Regions from separate parts of the Homo sapiens genome. Here region 1 is linked to region 2. A link is an interaction called in ENCODE POLR2A ChIA-PET data of the cell type or tissue named here. Cell type or tissue: HepG2. All regions are shown on one strand. Each heading gives the region's core, and the rest is flanking DNA. Links, peaks and the distances in the headings are about the cores only.

The links. Peaks named below come from ENCODE experiments on the same cell type or tissue, not always from the same donor. Only the 100,000 strongest peaks of a DNase experiment are listed, where the experiment ranks them.
Region 1: POLR2A ChIA-PET joins it to region 2 with 5 read pairs; 2 of 35 experiments call an interaction of 5 or more read pairs at or near these places.

What each region holds. Positions count from the first base shown.
Region 1 is chr15:71,770,444-71,775,824 of GRCh38, forward strand. THSD4 (thrombospondin type 1 domain containing 4) reads left to right here. Exons shown (of 18, transcript NM_024817.3): 17 at 621-765. Among named protein-coding and RNA genes, the nearest start is that of NR2E3, 37 kb to the right of the region's middle. In HepG2, for the core only: no CTCF peak of the experiment used is centred there; no DNase peak of the experiment used is centred there.
Region 2 is chr15:70,861,379-70,866,759 of GRCh38, forward strand. It overlaps a transcript of LRRC49 not described here. Among named protein-coding and RNA genes, the nearest start is that of LARP6, 9.9 kb to the left of the region's middle. In HepG2, for the core only: no CTCF peak of the experiment used is centred there; a DNase peak (open chromatin) is centred at 2,283.

The DNA.
Region 1 (5,381 bases), core at 183-5,182, 910 kb after region 2:
CAGGAGCTTGAGACCAGCCTAGGCAACATGGCGAAACCCCGTCTCTACTAAAAATACAAAACTTAGCCAGGTGTGGTGGCATGCACCTGTAATCCCAGCTACTGGGGAGGCTGAGGCAGCAGAATTGCTTGAACCTGGGAGGTGGAGGTTGCAGCAAGCCGAGATCACGCCACTGCACTCCAGCCTGGGTGACAGAGCAAGACTCCATCTCAAAAAAGAAAAAAATCTATAGGATTCGCAAGATAAGTGGAAGTAGGAACACTGAGTCTATATTGAAGAGAATAAGAAATTATTGTAATTTCTAGGGAGAATAATGATACTGTGGTAATTGTTAAGAGTTCTTGTCTTTTAGAGCTACAGCCTGAAGTATATGGAAGAAGTGATCAGATGTCTAGATTTGCTTCAAAATAGTGGGAGGAGCAGGAGGGCTGGGGATATGGATAGGACACACCTGGCATGAGTTGCTGATTGTTGAAGCTGGTTGATAGGTACATGGGAGTTTGTTTTCATATTCTGTCTCCTTTTGGAAATGTTTGAGATTTTCCAGTGTCTTCTTTCTCCAGTGTGCTGAGCTATTGGTCTGCCCAAAAATCTGATGTTTTCCCTTTGTTCCCATGCAGTGTTCCAAGAGCTGCCAGGGTGGCTTTCGGGTCCGGGAAGTGCGGTGTCTGTCTGATGACATGACTCTAAGTAACCTCTGTGACCCTCAGTTGAAACCAGAAGAGAGAGAATCTTGTAACCCTCAGGACTGTGTCCCTGAAGTTGGTAAGTAGAGATTTCAATCATGGGGGAAAGGTTTGTGTTTTTTAAGCTTGTCAGATTCTCCGGTGTGACAATAACAAGCCTCTTCTAGGTCTTTCTGTGACCTTGCACACAGTCATGGAGTTCAGAGGGTTGAGGTGCTTTTGGTATTATAAATTTCATGGTTTAAGATGATCATTCATAGCGAGGATGGCTGTCTAAGCCACCCACCAAGAGACACACTTTAGTGTGGATTGATTAAAATGGTAATGCCTTCAAAGATTTGGCTCTATCGTCCTTAAGGTCAAAGTAGTAAAATGTCAACTTTTAATTGTAGGTGCAAACCAGTGTAGGCTGGACCATGTGGGGAGATTCTGGGACCTTAGCAGGGAGTTGGCAGAGAAGGGAGGAAGGGGAGGAGGCCAAGAATTGGTAGAGACAGTGATGGAGGGTCTGACCATCTCTCAGAGGGGCGTAGTGCAAGCTGAGTCCAGAGAGATGCAGTGACTAGACTCAAGGAGGAGGAGTGACAGCAGGAAGATCTAGGCCACACAATGGTCAGAGTCCTGCAAAGAACAGCAGTCTTGCAATTCAGAAGACCCCAACCTGCACCCTTGAAATAGGGGCCAGTTTCCTGGAGGAAAGCATTGGAGAGTGTTAGGGAGGTTAGGCCCTCTCATGGGCTGCGGTTCATGAGGAAGGGGCCCATCCCAGCAGGGGAGCTCAAGTACAGCCAGAAAACCAAAGAAGGCACCTCGCACATAGATTGGGCAGATAGGAAGTGTGAGGTGGGTGAAGATGCATCTCCAGAGGCATATTGGATGCCCCAAAGCCCAACTTGAAATCTACTCAGAATGCACCCCCAGGTATAGTCAGGACTGGTTCCAGAATGGAGGTGCACCGAGCCCCTTCAGTAGCTTCTTCACAGTCTGCTAAGAACATATTTACTTTTCTGTCTTCACAATAACATCAAAGGAAATGTATTAATATATCAATAAGCTTTCATGGGGTAGATTCCTCCTGCTGTGGACCAAATTGAAGGTTTTAATATACTGACCTAACATCCTTCCTATCCCAGGGAAGATGTGTCAGTTACAGCATAGATGCTTTATGATCATAAGTTTCCTATGTCCCAGCAATGACCCATGACTAAAGTTATGGGGATGACCATTCCCAGTAGCTACCAAAAAAACCCATAAATTCCATAAGAAGAAAATTAACAAGTTTATAAGATCTATATAGAAAAAATAAATAAAAGTAAGAAAGCCTTGCTATAGAATATAAAGGGAAATGTGAATAGATAGAAACATTAACATGTTCCTGAATGGGAACACTCAATACTATAAAGGTGATAAAAGAAGGTTCCCAAGGGGAGCCGTATGTGCCATATATTGGAACATATTATAAAGCTACAGAAACTAAAACTATTAGGTTGGTGCAAAAGTAATTGTGGTTTTTGCCATTATTTTCAAAGCTGCATTTACTTTTGCACAAACCTGATATATGATATAGGCATACCATATACCAACGTTATAATGCAGAATTCTGAAACAGACTCCTTTATAAAGGAAAGTTAAGTTTGATAAAGGGGGAATGATAAGTAAGTGGGGAGAGGAGAGGCTTCCATTGTATTGAGACCACACTGAAGATCCCTTTAAAAATATAAAATATATAAATGTCTAATGGATTAAAGACTCTAACAGAGAAAACAGTCTGTAAAAATGCTAGAAAAAAGTATCTTGGGCTGGATGCAATGGCTCACACCTGTAATTCCAGCACTTTGGGAGGCCAAGATGGGAGGATTGCTTGAGCCCAGCAGTTCAAGACCAGCCTGGGAAACCCCATCTTGGCAAAAAACGCTTAAAAATTAGCTGGGCATGGTAGGGCATGCCCATGGTCCCGGCTAATTAGGAAGCTGAGGTAGGAGGATCACTTGAACTCAAGAGGTCAAGGCTGCAGTGAGGTGCAATCGCACCACTGCACTCCAGCCTAGGAGACAGAGTGAGACCATGTCTCAAAAAAAAAAAAAAAGAAAAAGAAAAAAGAAAAGAAAAAAAAGTTATACACATAAAGCTGCCTGTTTGTCTCAGGCCAGATAATATAACTAAAGACAATCAAAATCACCAGGTCCTTGGAATTGATTGTGTAATTCTCAAAGCTAGGAATGACTGGCATAAGCAAATCAGGTACTCTGAAGAGCTGTCACTCAGCTGCCTCACTATGTCAAAGGCTTCTAGCTAATATAATATAATACAAAATGTGTTGCCACTGTTTTTGTCTTCTGTATTTGTCTATGGTATCTTTTCAAGCAGGGGAAATTGTCTAACTTCTAATTATATAAAATCCAACTAGAGAAAAAAAGGGAAACTATGAGATTAACAAAACAGAATATGTAGACAAAGCCTTGGTATTCTTTGATGTGCCTCAAAATTATACCTGTCAATGCCAAAGTTACTAAAGATGTCCAGGCCACAAGCCAGAGTTATGACACACACTTCGGTATATCCCAGAGGGCTGCTGATAGCAAGAATCTGTGTAGGCTCTGAAGGAAAAGAAGGCTCAAGTGCACATTTTGATGATGCTGCTGAAGAAGAAAATAGTACCTGAGTACATGGGTACATGTGTGCTGTTGTCAGCTTTTTGAAATCTGCATATAATCTTTCATTTAATCCCAGAGTGACATGATTAAATCATCCTACAATTGATAGCATCTTAAAATCAAATAAATGTCACTCAAGTAGACAGAAAATTAAATCCCCAATATAGACAGAACTCACTCAATTTTTTAAAAAAGACAAGTGGTCCAGTTTTGTAAAGGATAAAGGAAATGAACAAACTCACCACAGGGCCGGGTGCGGTGGCTCATACCTGTAGTCCCAGCACTTCGGGAGGCTGAAACCGGTGGATCACTTGGGCCAGGAGTTTGAGACCAGCCTGGGCAACATGGTGAAATCCTTCTCTACAAAAAATATAAAAATTAGCCAGGTGTGGTGGCGCATGCCTATAGTCCCAGCTACTTGGAAGGCTGAGGTGGGAGAATCACCTGAGCCCAGGAAGTCGAGGAAGCAGTGAGCCATGATCGCACTACTGCACTCCAGCCTGAGTGACAGAGTGAGACTCTGTCTCAAAAAAAAAAAAAAAAACTACAAGAGGCTGAAGAAATGCTCAAGCTACTAGTAATCAGAAATGCAAATTTTAAAAATAATGGGAGTCCATGTTTTTCCATAAGATTGGCAAGCTTTTAAAATATTAGACAATGTTTGTTCATTGTTGGCAACCGCATGGGGGATAGGTCAAGTGGCAACTCGTAACTTGGTGTAAACTTTTTGAAGAGAATTTTATCAATATCTATCAAGATACAAAGATATTATTACCTTTGACTTAATAATTTCACTTCTAGGAATATATACTAAAAATATGCTTTCAAAAATGTACAGGGGCACACACATGCAAAGAATAGGGCTCATCGGGTGTGCCACCTACTCAGGACGCAGAGGCAGGAGGATCACTTGAGCCCAGGAACCCGAACTGTGGCTGCCCCTATGAACAGTCACGGCACCTCAGCCTGAGCAACACAGAAAGACCCCATCTCTGAAAAAAAAAAAAATAGGGCTTAATGAATTGTGTAGAATTAATGAATGAACCGTACAATTTCTTGTAACTTATAAAAATTGGAAGCAAGCTGGGCGACGTGACTCACACCTGTAATCCCAGCACTTTGGGAGGCCAAGGCAGGCGGATCATGAGGTCAGGATATTGAGACCAGCCTGGCTAACACAGTGAAACCCCATCTCTACTAAAAATACATAAAATTAGCCAGGCATGGTGGCACGTGCATGTAGTCCCAGCTACTCAGGAGGCTGAGGCAGGAGAATCGCTTGAACCCGGGAGGCGGAGGTTGCGGTGAGCCGATATCATGCCATTGCACTCCAGCCTGCGCAACAAGAGCAAAACTCCATCTCAAAAAAAAAAATTAGAAGCAATTACATTTCTATAACTAGAAGGAAATGACTTATTTAATTATGTTCCAGCACATAGGACAAAATACAGACACCCCAAAAAAGAAGATGGTAGATATTATGATACAAAAAATTATCTAAATATATTTATGAGTAATATTTTAAAAAGCAAGCAGCTGAGAAGTATATTGTCAGTTCTTTCCCAAAGTAATCTATAAATGGAAGCAATATTAATCAAAATCCAGGCAAGGTTTTTCATAGAAAAATCTGACAACCTGTGTCTAAAGTTTATGTGGTGGCTCACGCCTGTAATCTCAGCACTTCGGGAGGCCAAGGCAGGCAGATCACTTGAGCTGGAGTGGGAGACCAGCCTGGGCAACATGGTGAAACCCTATCTCTACTAAAAATACGAAAAAAATTAGCCAAGTGTGGCAGCATGTGCCTGTAATCCCAGCTACTCGGGAGGCTGAGGCAGGAGAAAGGCTTGGACCCGGGAGGCAGAGATTGCAATGAGCTGAGATAGAGCCACTGTATTCCAGCCTGGGTGATACAGCGAGACTCCGTCTCAAAAAAAATAAAATAAATAAAATAAAATAAATAGAAGTTTATATGGAAGAGCAAAAGCAAGGAACCAAGAAGAGCCAAGGCTGTTTTGATGATTAACCATGTTGAGGGACTTTT
Region 2 (5,381 bases), core at 283-5,282:
GCATAGGAGCTCGTGTTCTAGTGGGGGAACCAGATTCTTTATTCCTTCTTCTTCTCTCCCTTCAGAAGAATAGCATTATCAGCATTATGAATGGAAGTCGGGTCATTGCTGCAGGTGGTAAAAAGAGTAGGGTTTTCTAAAAGGCCCTCAGTACTGTCTCCCACTCCCCTAAGTTTGAGGTGCTCCCCACAAAGCAACAACATCCCCAGTTTGGGTCCCACCATTTAAAGATAACGTCTTGCTCTCATAATATTAATTTCTTTGTGGCATATTATCAAATTGTTTTGACACATACTTTGGAAAGTATATTCAAGCTTTACCTGCCATTTATGTCTTGTGGAGGACTGGTTTATCAAACTGATGAGGAATGTCACAAGTTAAAAATAGATGGAGACCCTTAGCCGGGCATGGTGGTGTGCGCCTGTAGTCCTAGCTACTCGGGAGGCCGAGGCAGAAGAATTGCTTGAACCCAGAAGGTGGAGGCTGCAGTGAGCCAAGATCACACCACTGCACTCCAGCCTGGGTGACAGAGTGAGACTCTGTCTTAAAAAGAAAAAATAGATGGGTTTTATTTTAGAAGGGTGAAAGAAGGACTAGATCTAGGCGAGTGATCAGTAACAGCAGGTATGAAAGTGATTGGTAGAAATTCTAAGAAACACAGGCACAGGTACTCATTTTTTTCTTGAGGGAAAACCTAAAGAATTTACACAAAGCTGGACCACACATAGCAAGAGAGCCAGCTGCCTACTCCGGCCTGAAGGGCGAGCCCACCCTGGTCCTCCATTCCCCAGGAAGACACACAGCAGTCAATGCTTCTCCCTGATCAGGGTGAGGGCTTCATTAGGTCAGAAATTCTCAACTTAAGTTGCATGTTAGAATCTTAGAATCACCTGGGGGGCTTTTAAAAATTCTGAGGCTGGCCGGGCGCGGTGGCTCACGCCTGTAATCCCAGCACTTTGGGAGGCCGAGGCGGGCGTATCACAAGGCCAGGAGATCGAGACCATCCTGGCTAACAACGTGAAACCCCGTCTCTACTAAAAATACAAAAAATTAGCTGGGCATGGTGGCACGTGCCTGTAGTCCCAGCTACTCAGGAGGCTAAGGCAGGAGAATCGCTTGAACCCAGGAGGCAGAGGTTGCAGTGAGCTGAGATTGTACCACTGCCCTCCAGCCTGGGCGACAGAGCAAGACTCCGTCTCAAAAAAAAAAAAAAAAAAAAAAAATTCTGATGCCCTACCAATTAAGTTCTGGGGTTAAGACCTAGACATTAAGCATCAGGCATTATACCTAGCTTTCAAAGCTCCCAAAATGATTCCAACATGCAGCAAAATTCAAGAACCTCTGTGTTCGGTCTTTCAAGCCATATTTTTCAGGTTCCTCCCAACAGGTCTGGAGACTCAGGCTAGTGGTTCATCTGATCTCCAGGTGCAAGTAACCAGCACAATTCAACCCCAGCATCTTCCTAGAGTTTACTGAGGGACTGGGTGACTCAAAGATGCATTTCTCATGTGCACTATTTCTTAGCAGGAGCAGGCATCAGACCAGCCTGCTGCAAACAATTGTTCAGGTTGTACACAGCACGAGGATGCTTGGCATAGGGGATAAAGGGATGAAATGACTGCCTAAACTCTGCTCACCAAGCTGTCACCCTGGCCTCAGACTTGGTGCAACTAGAGGGGAAAAGGGTAACTATTTCTAATTCTCACAAATGAGCTAAAGTGGTCCTTTGTGCCAATAGTGGCCCTGGTTCAGGCCTGCCTAAGGTAGAGGCAAACTGAAATTCAAGGACCACGGGCATCAGAATTACTAAGGAACTTATTTAAATGTATAGTCCTGCATCTTCACTCCAGATCAAATGAGTCATATCTCTGAAGATACAGCCTAGAAATCTGTGTATTTAATAATCTCCCAAGTGGTTTCCATCAAGCTGAAGTTTGGTGGCCACTGACCGAAGGTATGGGATGGTCTTTCAATAAAAACAACAAATTGAACATCTCCTACATGCCAGGCCCATGCCACCATTCAAGGATATGAGAGCAAACAAGACCCCATCCTTTTCTCAAGTATTCTGGTCTAATAGAAGACAGACAAAAGCTGTGGGTCCCAGGAGGAGCCCAAACTATGACCTCTGCTGGAGTTCAGATATCTGGCATATTCAGAGAACCAGTTAGCAGATTCAAAAATCCCTACAGGAGGGACTGAAGCTCCTCCCAGAAGAATAGTCATCCCAGAGAAATAGGAGCCAGGCACCACAAGCCTGACTCACTAACAAAGCCTCCATTGTCAGAAAAGATGAGTGATTTGGGGGACAGAGTAGCGTCTGATATGTGTTTGTTTGCCTGTGGGCCAAGGCCCTGCTACCCAACCTCTGTGGTCATGTATCTGAGCCCTGTGGAAAGCTAGGGGGACTGTACATGAAAACTGAAAAGCCTGTTTTCCTATAACCCCTATAAACTATTTCAGCACAAGGAATATGACTTTGGGATCCCACTATCTGAGGGTGCACATCACGAGGGGAGGCATTTTTTGCCACTGCTCAGAATAACATCTCACAGCTTTGGCACCTTCTGTGCTGCTCATCAGCTGCAGGAGGAGACTTTGGTGCCTGGTGGACACAGTTGTGCCCAGGGAAGTGCCTGTAGTGCCCATTGGATAGGGTATAGTCTAGCAGAGGAGGCTGGGGCAGTAAAGGAGGGACAACATGCAGACACCAGGTGGTGACTAGCTAGATTCGTCTATGAACACACATGAGACACCCCCGGGGAATGTCCACAGATACTTGGGCAGTGTTTGAGGGGCTAGGTTTGTGTATTAATAACATTAGTGGGTAAAAGGGCTCAAGTGGAAAGAGCTCCCCCCAGAATGGGTGACAGACTCAGTTTCTCTCCATTTGTCATCACTTTTACAGCAAGAACTTGGTGCCTAATCAGGATGACTTCTAATTTGTAGCCCAGACTGCACATTCTAAAGACACCGAGAGGCCCTGAGGCATGGGCACCAGGATGGATGAGGCATTGAGAGGGAAGAGCAGGGCCCTGGAGTTCCCAAGGGGAGAGGTGTGGGTGATTTCCTTTGCCTAATTTGGAAGGCCTAGAGCATTCTGGCTCCAGGCTGCCTTTCCACCCTCATCTCATGTCCATCTTGCCCTCACTCCCTCTGCTCTGGCCATACTGAATTTCTCTTAGTTTATCTGAAGGCACCACTCTTCTGTCCTTTAAACGTGCAGTTTCAGATGCGTGACATGCTTATTCTCTCCTTTTTACCTGGCAAACTTCTAATCTTTCAGGTTTTAGCTAAGATATCACTCAGGGGAACTTTTCTGGATTTGCCAGTTTAGTGTACGGGACATTCAATGCTGTCCATAAACTCAGATGTGGAGAAAATGTAACTCTTTGGGGTGATGGAAATGGAATCTCAGTTTCAGTTTGGGTTCTTCTCATAACTTGGGCTAGGGTCAAAATTCCAGGTGTCTGTTCATCAGTCATCTGTGTATCCGGGAATCTAGCAACTGAGATGTCCATATCATTAAGTCAGGGCTCTCTTAGCTGCTTCAGTGCCAAATTTGGGGCACTAGGATCTTTGCTAGGCCCTCTATAACCCCATATGCCTAGAGTCAACACCACCAGCACAGTCATTTTCTTCCTTTTTTCTCCTGCTTCCATTCTGGAAGAAGCCTTTTCCAATTCAGGGACAAGTTTCTTTCATCTTGAACTTGGGTCCTTCAGCAATCCTCCTGCCTCGGCCTCCCACAGTGCTGGGATTACAGGTGTGGGCCCCATGCCTGGCCATTTCTCTTAACCCAAATCTCTATTCTGCTTAGTGGTTACTGGCTTCTTTCCCAAAACTTTGTATTAGTTTCGTAAATACAGAAAGGTTGAAATAATAATAAAATGAACATTCTTATGCACTCTACTGAATTCAAAAATCGTTAAAAATTTATCACCATCTTTTTTCACCTCTCAGTACTTCAGCCTGTCTTCTAAAGAGAAAGACATTCACCTACAAAACCACAATATCATGGTTGCGTCTAACAAAACTGTTGATAGTTCCGTAAAATTATCTAATAGCGAGTTCATATTCATTTCCCCAAAATGTTTCATTCCAAGAATGTTCATTATGCTTCAGAACAAAAACCAGGATCCAATTTAGAGTCACACATTGCATTTGATGTTTATGTCCTTCTAATTTATTTACATCGAGAATAGTCCCTTCACCATTTTATATTGTTATTGTTGCTTCATGACATTGAATTTTTGAAGGATTCATGTCCGTTATCCTAAAGAATTTAGGCTTTTGAAAACAAAAGCCAGAGAACTCTGCCCCAGACTTTCCCTGAGGCAAGAAGTATAACCTACCTGTCTGGTTTTTTGAGGACTGAGAGTTTTCCCTGGCCATGGGACTTTCAGTGTCAAAACCAAGAAAATCCTGGGCAAGCCAAGATGAATTGGTCACCCTAGAGGCAAGGAGGTATGGACTTGGATATTTGCTTGAATGGTTGCAAGGCATAGAGTGAAACATTTTTTAAAATGAATAATCCGATATTATGCAGCCACACTTGGTTAATAAGTAGGTTCATAGCATCCTGTGTTTATACTCTTGCAATATGCATCATATTTTTGACTCTGTTTAACATCTGAATTTCCCAATAGACAGTAAACTCCATGAAGGCAGAGACATGTATATCTTTCTCATTACTCTAATCTCATTGTATCCCCATAGTTCTGGTACATGTAAAGTATTTATTTATTTATTTATTTATTTATTTATTTATTTATTTATTTATTTTTGAGATGGAGTCTCGCTCTGTCACCCAGGCTGGAGTGCAGTGGTGCGATCTTGGCTCACTGCAACCTCTGCCTCCGGGTTCAGGTGATTCTCCTGCCTCAGCCTCCTAAGTTGCTGGGACTACAGGCGTGTGCCACCATGCCTGGCTAATTTTTGTATTTTTAGTAGAGATGGGGTTTCACCATGTTGGCCAGGATGGTCTCCATCTCTTGATCTCGTGATCCGCCCGCTTCAGACTCCCCAATTGCCGGGATTACAGGCGTGAGCGACCACGTCCGGCCACTAAGACATGTTTAAATAGTGAGGCTGCAGCCCACTGGTAATTTCCATACCCCTGTTCACTGAGTCTTATTAGGTTAGGTTTCTGCATGGAAATCTTAACAAACATTCTGTGCAACTGTCCTGGCCTTACAGATGAGACTCCAGAAGTTTAAATCATCTTCAAGATCAAATTAAGACCTTAACTTCTAAGTCCTCAGGGTCTTCATGCAGTGACGGGATATAGATAAGGGTAGAAAAATATCTGGGAATCTGGAGATACTTAACCCATTGGCTAAGCAGCACTGGACCATATACCAAGGTCCTAAGGAAATCAA